Regions from separate parts of the Homo sapiens genome. Here region 1 is linked to region 2. The links are chromatin loops, found by intact Hi-C in ENCODE. Cell type or tissue: CD14-positive monocyte. All regions are shown on one strand.

Region 1 (4,000 bases), 140 kb after region 2:
CAGCCCCCACCCTGGGGCTCCTCTGAGCACCAGGGCCCCACCGGGAGCTTCACTGAGTCACCAGGCTTGCCTGCCTCCCCGACCCCAAAGCAGTTCTCCGGGTCTTTCACAAATGTCTTAACCTGGAAACCCCGCCCCCTGGACTCAGGGGTCCCGAGCACCCCTGCGGGCCTTACCTCTGCAGGACCATGGGAGTGGGCAAGGTGTTCTCCGGGGCGCACTGCAACGAGAGTGGGCGGGGGCAGGGCTGGAGAGCAGCTGGGGCCGCCTGGGGCGCTGGGTGGGGTGTCTGGCCAAGGGATGCCATGCCCATCCCATCACCAGGACCCCACCGGAGACCAGGAGTGCACCTGGGTGCCCCGGGAGCCAAGCGCCCACCCCGAGGTCCCTATGGTGAGGCTCCATGTCCCCCTGCCCAGGGAACCCGAGGCTGGGCCAGGCTGAGGCCTGGTGTTACAGGACCCAGTGAGGGTGGGGGCAGAGCCCCAAGCCCCATCTCTCCCGGCTGTTCCCAGCCCAAACCCACCTCCGCCCCCCTCTTAACCCATGGGTCTCTGGATGCTTCTGCAAGGAGATTGGAGGCCCCCAGCCCCTCGCCTGGGGACACAGAGTGACCCCAGCTTCTATTTTTAGTAAATCCTCACTCCCTGGGGTGGCAGCTCAGCTCAGATGACCTCTGGCAGGAGAAACACCCGACTCCTCCTCGACTGGAGGCCACACAGGGAAGGGTGGAGGCACAGCCTGGGCTTGAGACTGACGGCAGGCTAGGCTGGGGTCTATGTGAGCTGGGCTCGCTGCCCGCTTCGCTCCAGCCTGCTGCAGGCTGTGGGTCCCCACCACCCTCCAGGAAGGTTCTCTGAGTAGCTGCTCCTGGGAGCCGCCTGGCTGGCCAGCGGGCACCGTGCACAGGCGGGCGGTGGGGATTTCGGCTGCACCCCTCATCCCAGGGCAGAGCCTGTGCTCTCAAGCCTCAGTGCATCTCAGGGTGTCCAGGCTACACCCTCAGGGCTTCCCATGCTCGCTCTGAGGCCACCCTGCAGCGCCCCCATACCCCTCCTGCCGCCCGTGCGGCTGGTACTCACCCCCTGAACCCAGGGGTGCTGCAGGACTTGGGCGGCACTCAGCCTCTGCTTGGCGTCACGGACCAGCAGCTTGGAGATGAGGTCTTTGGCAGCGCAGGAGATGTGGGCCCAGTCCTTGTCGGGGAACTCGTACTTGCCCTCCTGGATGCTCTCAAACAGCATGTTCTGGGGACATAGAACACAGGGGAGCTTAGACCTGCCCAAGGGCCTGGATACTGTGCACTGACACGTGGCTCCAACCGGACCCCAACCAGGCCCTAGACCAGGCCCTAGACCACGCACGCCTGGGGCAGAGGGGGCTGGGAGCCGGACCAGGAGAGTCAGCTCCACCCAAGTGGAGCTGGATTTACAAAAAAGCAGCTCTGAGGGACCTGGTTCCAGGGACCACAGGCCACAGATGCTGAGCCTTAAGCCGCGGGCAGGGAGCCTGAGCCTGATCCCCCCAAACCAGGGGCCTCACTCCACCTCTCAGCTCTCTGAACCCTGTCTGGGGTTTCCCTTGGGCAGGCAAACCTGAAAAGCCTTCGGGAAACTGGCAGACAGGGCGGCACTGCCCTGTGGATGGCATCAGGGAGTAGGGCACACCGGGCAGGTCCCCAGGGGTTAGGGGGAGTACAGAGTAGGTCCCCGGGGGTCTGGGGAGCACACAGGGCAGGTCCCCGAGGGTTAGGGGGTGGTCAGGGGGCAGGTCCCCTGGACTTAGAGGGTGCGCAGGGCAGGTCCCCTGGGGTTAGGGGGTGTTCAGGGCAGGCCCGGGGGAGGAGGGTGCCCAGGAGAGGAGGGTGCGCGGGCCGCCGCACCTGGCAGGCAGGGCAGGCCTCGCCGCGGTCCCAGCCGCAGTCGCTGCCACAGCGGCCCACGAAGGGCGGGTAGCCGCTGAGTAGGATATACAAGATGACGCCCAGGCTCCACAGGTCGCAGCGCTTGTCGTAGATGCTAGCCTCCTCGCTGAAGGCCTCCACTACCTCCGGGGCCATGTACTCCGCCGAGCCGCACTGCGGGCGGGGGAGGGGCGCGTCAGCCGGGGTTTCCCAGCATTACGTGGGAACCGAGCCCGGGTAACTGCGGGTCACCTGCGCCAGCCGGCTCGGACCCCGCCCCGCCGGGCCCGACCAATCAGCGGCTGCCGGGAACGCGCCCCCGCCCAATCAGCAGGTGCAGAGCTCGCCCCTCCCCCGCCGCGGCCCCGCCCCACCCGGCCAAACACCGACGCGTTGGGGCGCCTGCTCGAGGCCCCGCCGCGACACCCCGCCCAACCAATCAGCGGCTGTTGCTAGGCGGAAGCCCGAGCTCCGCGGCCTGGAGCTGCTGGATGGCCCAGGCTCCGCGAGGTTATGCAACCGCAGAGCAGGCGGCCGAGCCCCCAGCCCTCCCCGCGGGCCCTCACCGGAGTGAGCAGCTCCGGGGTGGAGATAGGGGAGCAGTCCCCGTTGAGTTTGATGCCGCTGCCCAGGTCGAAGTCACAGATCTTCACGGGGGAGACCTGGGAGGGGCCAAAAGGTCCGTGAGCCTGGGGTCCCACGCGGTCCACCCCTCCCGCGGGGCCACCCTGCCGGAACTGGCCTACCTGGTTGGGGTGCTCACAGAGGATGTTTTCCGGCTTTAGGTCCCTGTGGGCGATGCCTGGGGGAGAAGCCACAGAACCACGACGGGGTGAGGGTCTGGAGGTCTTCCAGGAGTCCTTGGCAGGCGGCCCTAGGAGACTCCGGGCGGGGTCACCACCTACCTTTGTTATGCAGAAAGTCCAAGGCGCTGGCCACGTCCTGCACCACCACGCTGGCCTCCAGCTCGTTGAAGTGCCGGCGCTTGTGGATGTGGCTCAGGATGGAGCCTGGGCAGGGCAGGGCAGGGCAGGACAGGGGGAACACGCAGGTCACCTCAAAGTCCCCTCAAGGCCAGCACCCACCTCCACTTTGGCGGGGACGCCCCCACACTGGCTTCCTCCAGCACAAAGGCCTCACCCCTGAGCCACCATTTGGGCAGGACACTCACCCCACAAGCCCCCTCCTGCAGGTGGCACTAGGCCCCCATCCCGTAATACCTCCCAGCTCCCTCCCTCCTCACAGCCTGGAGCCCCCAGGTACCTCCCCGCATCTTCTCAAACACCAGGTAGAAGCGGTCCTCCTCCTCGAAGAACTCAATCAGCTCTAGGACGTTCCTGGGGTGGGGGTGGGGGCAGGAGAGGAGCTGAGGCTTCCTGAGGCCCCTGGGTACCTGCTGCCCGGCCTAGGAGGGGCCCACCCTCTTGGTGCTGGCCTGTCCACCGGAAGCTGGGACTGGGGCAATAGGCCAGCTTCACACTGCCCGCCTGGGGCTGTCAGCCAGCCTGCTTCAGGGAGGGGAATGCAGGGCCTGGGAAACTGGGTGCCCTACAGACGCTTGCTGGGGGTGATGTGGCACTCAGGCCCTTCATCCACTGAAAGACAGCTCAGGCCAGTGCGGTGGCAAGGGTGGCTCACCTACCTGTGTCCCTGGCACTGGTACAGCATCTCCACCTCCCTGAAAACCCTGCTCCGAATGTGGCCTGGCTGCTTCTCAATGATCTGAAACAGGCGAAAGGACACAGCACCTGGGTTGGTGGGACGCTCATAGTCGAGAAGGGGCCAGAAACTCCACTGCCACGGCTGGAATTCACCACACTTAACGCCCTGCAACTCTAGAAAGCAGGGCTCACGCCTGTCATCCCAGCACTTTGGGAGGCCAAGGCGGGTGGATCATGAGGTCAGGAGATTGAGACCATCCTGGCCAACATGGCAAAACCCTGTCTCTACTGAAAATATAAAAATTAGCTGGGTGTGGTGGTACACGCCTGTAATCCCAACTACTTGTGAGGCTGAGGCAGGAGAATCACTTGAACCCGGGAGGTGGAGGTTGCAGGGAGCTGAGATCGCGCCATTGCACTCCAGCATCCTGGTGAC
Region 2 (4,000 bases):
AGATAGAGTCTCACTTTGTCACCCAGGCTGGAGTGCAGTGGCGTGATCTCGGCTCACTGCAACCTCCACCGCCTGGGATCACGCGACTCTTCTGCCACAGCCTTCTGAGTAGCTGGGATTACAGGCGCCCGCCACCAAGCCTGGCTAATTTTTGTATTTTTAGTAGATACAGGGTTTCACCATATTGGCCAGTCTGGTCTCAACTCCTGACCTCAAGTGATCCACCCGCCTTGGCCTCCCAAAGTGCTGGGATTACAGGCGTGAGCCACCGCGCCTGGTCTATTTCTTTTTTTTTTTTTTTGAGATGAAGTCTTGCTCCCTCGCCCAGGCTGGGGTGCAGAGGCACAATCTCGGCTCACTGCAACCTCCGCCTCCCAGGTTCAAGCGATTCTTCTGCCTCAGCCTCCCAAGTAGCTGGGATTACAGGTGCCCGCCAACCACACCTGGCTAATTTTTGTATTTTTAGTAGAGACAGGATTTCACCATGGTGGCCAGGCTGATCTCAAACTCCTGACCTCAGGTTATCCGCCCACCTCGGCCTCCCAAAGTGCTGGGATTACAGGTGTGAGCCACCGCGCCTGGCTGTAATTGCCTCTTAAAGAGAAACAAGTCAGATTGGATTTGGGCGCACCCTCAGGACGTCATTTGAACCTAATAATCTCTTTAAAAAGTCCTGTCTCGGCGGGGGCCAAGCACAGTGGCTCAAGCTTGTAATCCAAATACTTTGAGAGGCCAAGGCAGGAGGATCACTGGTGCCCAGGAGTTTGAGACTAGCGTGGGCAACACAGCAAGACCCCATCTCTACAAAAAAAAAAAAAAATATTTGGTTAGCCAGGTGTCGGGGCACATGCCTGTGGTCTGAGCTACTCCGGAGCCCAATGTGGGAGGATCCCCTGAGCCCAGGAGTTTGAGGCTGTGGTGAGCCGTGATCAGCTCCCACTGCACTCCAGCCTGGGCCACAGAGAGAGACTTCCTATCTCCACGCCAAGTGCCTTAGGTCACGCCTATAATCCCAGCAGTTTGGCAGGCAGAGTGGGAGGATCACTTGAGCCTTACAAGTTCAAGACCAACCCGGGGCTGGGCGCGGTGGCACACGCCTGTAATCCCAGCACTTTGGGAGGCCGAGGTGGGCGAATCACGAGGTTAGGAGATCAAAACCATCCTGGCTAATACGGTGAAACCCCGTCTCTACTAAAAATACAAAAAATTAGCCGGGCGTGGTGGTGGGCGCCTGTAGTCCCAGGTACTCGGGAGGCTGAGGCAGGAGAATGGCGTGAACCCGGGAGGTGGAGCTTGCAGTGAGCTGAGATCACGCCTCTGCACTCCAGCCTGGACCACAGAGCGAGACTCTGTCTCAAAAAAATAAAAAAAAAATAGCCGGGGGTGGTGTCGGGAAGCTGAGGCAGGAGAATGGCGTGAACGCAGGAGGCGGAGCTTGCAGTGAGCCAAGATCATGCCACTGCACTCCTAGGCGACAGAGCGAGACTCCATCTCAAAAAAAAAAAAAAAAAAAAAAAAAAAAAAAAAGACCAGCCTGGGCAACTAAGAGAGACCTCTGTCTCTGCAAAAAAAAAAAAAAAATTTTTTTTTTGAGACGGAGTCTGGCACTGTCACCCAGGCTGGAATGCATTGGCGTGATCTCAGGGTTCACGCCATTCTCCTGCCTCAGCCCCCCGGATAGCTGGATTACAGGCGCCCACCACCACACCCGGCTAATTTTTTGTATATTTAGTAGAGACGGGGTTTCACCGTGTTAGCCAGGGTGGTCTCGATCTCCTGACCTCGTGATCCACCTGCCTCGGCCTCCCAAAGTGCTGGGATTACAGGCGTGAGCCACCGCACCCGGGTGACACTCCATTTTTGACCCCAGTGTTAGCACAGAGCTTTTAAACTTCCGCACTGCTGATGAGGGAGTGTGATTGTTCTCTGTTACCAGCACTGTCTCCCGCCCACCGGAGCCGAGTGTGGTGGGTGTGGACCTTCTGGGAAAGGGTGTAAACACGTGCTTAGATCCGGCCGGAAGCCCCGTGACCGGGGTGCAGCTGCCTTTGGTCAGTAGGTGGCAACCGTGTCCGCTTGATTTTGGGAGGGTCCGAGAGGCTGGTGCAGGGCTCCCAGGAGAGGCGGGGGCGATCCCACTTGCCTTGCCAGGATAACAGCAACAAGGGCTGCCCACGTGCATGCTGGGCAATAGGGATACCGCAGAGAATGAAAGTCCAGCCCTAGCAGGGCAGCAAGACCTCGACTCTACAAAAATTTCAACCACAACAAAAATTAGCTGGGCGTGACGGAACACATCTGTGGTCCCAGCTACATGGGAGGCTGAGGTGGGAGGATCGCTTGAGCCCGGGTGGCAAAGGCCACAGTGAGCTATGACTGCACAACTGCACTCCAGCCTGGGTGACAGAGGCAGATCTTGTCTCAAAAAAAAAAAAAAAAACAAAAAACAAAACAAAAACACCAAGGCCAGGCACGGTGGCTCATGCCTGTAATCCTAGCACTTTAGGTGGCTGAGGCGGGAGGATCACCTGAGATCAGGAGTTCCAGACCAGCCTGGCCATCACAGCGAACTCCCATCTCTACTAAAAATCCAAAAATTAGCCAGGTGTGGTGGCAGGCACCTGTAATTGCAACTACTCAGGAGGCTGAGGCACAAGAATCGCTTGAACCCGGGAGGCGAAGGTTGCAGTGAACCGAGATGTCACTGCACTCCAGCCTGGGGGACAGAGTGAGACTCCATCTCAAAAACAAAACAAAAAACACCAAAACGTCCTGTCCTGGTGGAGGTGAAATAAATGAGACATCCTTGGCCGGGCGCTGTGGCTCACGCCTGTAATTCCAACAATTTGGGAGGCCAGGCGGGTGGATCATGAGGTGAGACCGAGACCATCCTGGCTAACATGGTGAAACCCCGTCTATACTAAAAATACAAAAGTTAGCTAGGCGTGGTGGCAGGCATCTGTAATCCCAGCTACTTGGGAGGCTGAGGCATGAGAATCGCTTGAACCCGGGAAGCACAGGTAGCAGTGAGCTGAGATCGTGCCACTGCACTCCAGCCTGGGAGACAGAGCGAGACTCCGTCTCGAAAAAATATATGTATAGCCAGGCGTGGTGGCTCACGCCTGTAATTCCAGCACTTTGGGAGGCCGAGGCGGGCGGATCGCTAGGTCAGGAGATCAAGACCATCCTGGCTAATGTGGTGAAACCCCATCTCTACTAAAACTATAAAACAATTAGCCGGGCGTGGTGGCGGGCACCTGCAGTCCCAGCTACTCAGGAGGCTGAGGCAGGAGAATCGCTTGAACCTGGGAGGCGGAGGTTGCACTGAGCCAAGATTATGCCACTGCACTCCAGCCTGGGTGACAGAGCGAGAGTCCGTCTCAAAACAAACAAACAAACAAATCAGAAAGTTAATGGGATGCTGACGCAAAGAAACAAGCTGAACAAGGTGGTGACAGGGAAGTTGATACTGATTTTGGCCTCAGCCATGTGGAAACAGACAGAGGGTCTTGCGGGGAACTCCTCTCCTTTTTTGGACGCATTCCTGTTTTGTTTTGTTTTGTTTTGTTTTTTTAACTTTCTTAATTTTTTTCAGTTTTCGTCACACTTTGTCTAATACTATTTCTTTTTTGTTTTTGAGACAGAGTTTCGCTCTTGTTGCCCAGGCTGGAGTACAGTGGCACAATCTCAGCTCACTGCATCCTCTGCCTCCCAGGTTCAAGTGATTCTCCTGCCTCAGCCTCCCGAGTAGCTGGGACTACAGGTGCCCGCCACCACGCCCGGCTAATTTTGTATTTTTAGTAGAGACAGGGTTTTTCCATGTTGGCCAGGCTGGTCTCAAACTGATCTCATGATCCGCCTGCCTCGGCCTCCCAAAGTGCTGGGATTACAGACATGAGCCACCACGCCCTGCCTAAAATATTTGTTTTCATAATTAAAAACATTGTTTCTTAGCCAGGCCCTGTGGCTCATGCCTATAATCTTAGGACTTTGATTTTTT

What was found. Peaks named below come from ENCODE experiments on the same cell type or tissue, not always from the same donor. Only the 100,000 strongest peaks of a DNase experiment are listed, where the experiment ranks them.
Region 1: it touches region 2 in a loop (1.8-fold over the local background); 2 of 110 quality-filtered maps call a loop at or near these places.

The regions. Positions count from the first base shown.
Region 1 is chr19:2,039,958-2,043,957 of GRCh38, forward strand. MKNK2 (MAPK interacting serine/threonine kinase 2) reads right to left here. Exons shown (of 14, transcript NM_199054.3): 6 at 3,546-3,625; 7 at 3,167-3,240; 8 at 2,809-2,913; 9 at 2,650-2,705; 10 at 2,470-2,565; 11 at 1,883-2,077; 12 at 1,083-1,247; 13 at 177-220. Among named protein-coding and RNA genes, the nearest start is that of MKNK2, 9.3 kb to the right of the region's middle. RefSeq lists a silencer at 2,011-2,480. In CD14-positive monocyte, no CTCF peak of the experiment used is centred here; a DNase peak (open chromatin) is centred at 2,204; H3K4me3 peaks cover 1,693 bases; H3K27ac peaks cover 3,670 bases.
Region 2 is chr19:1,895,743-1,899,742 of GRCh38, forward strand. No RefSeq gene overlaps it. Among named protein-coding and RNA genes, the nearest start is that of ADAT3, 7.7 kb to the right of the region's middle. RefSeq lists enhancers at 1,577-1,706, 1,714-2,409, 1,848-2,142 and a silencer at 3,214-3,386. In CD14-positive monocyte, CTCF peaks have their summits at 2,070 (motif pointing right) and 2,270; DNase peaks (open chromatin) are centred at 89 and 1,979; H3K4me3 peaks cover 2,050 bases; H3K27ac peaks cover 2,850 bases.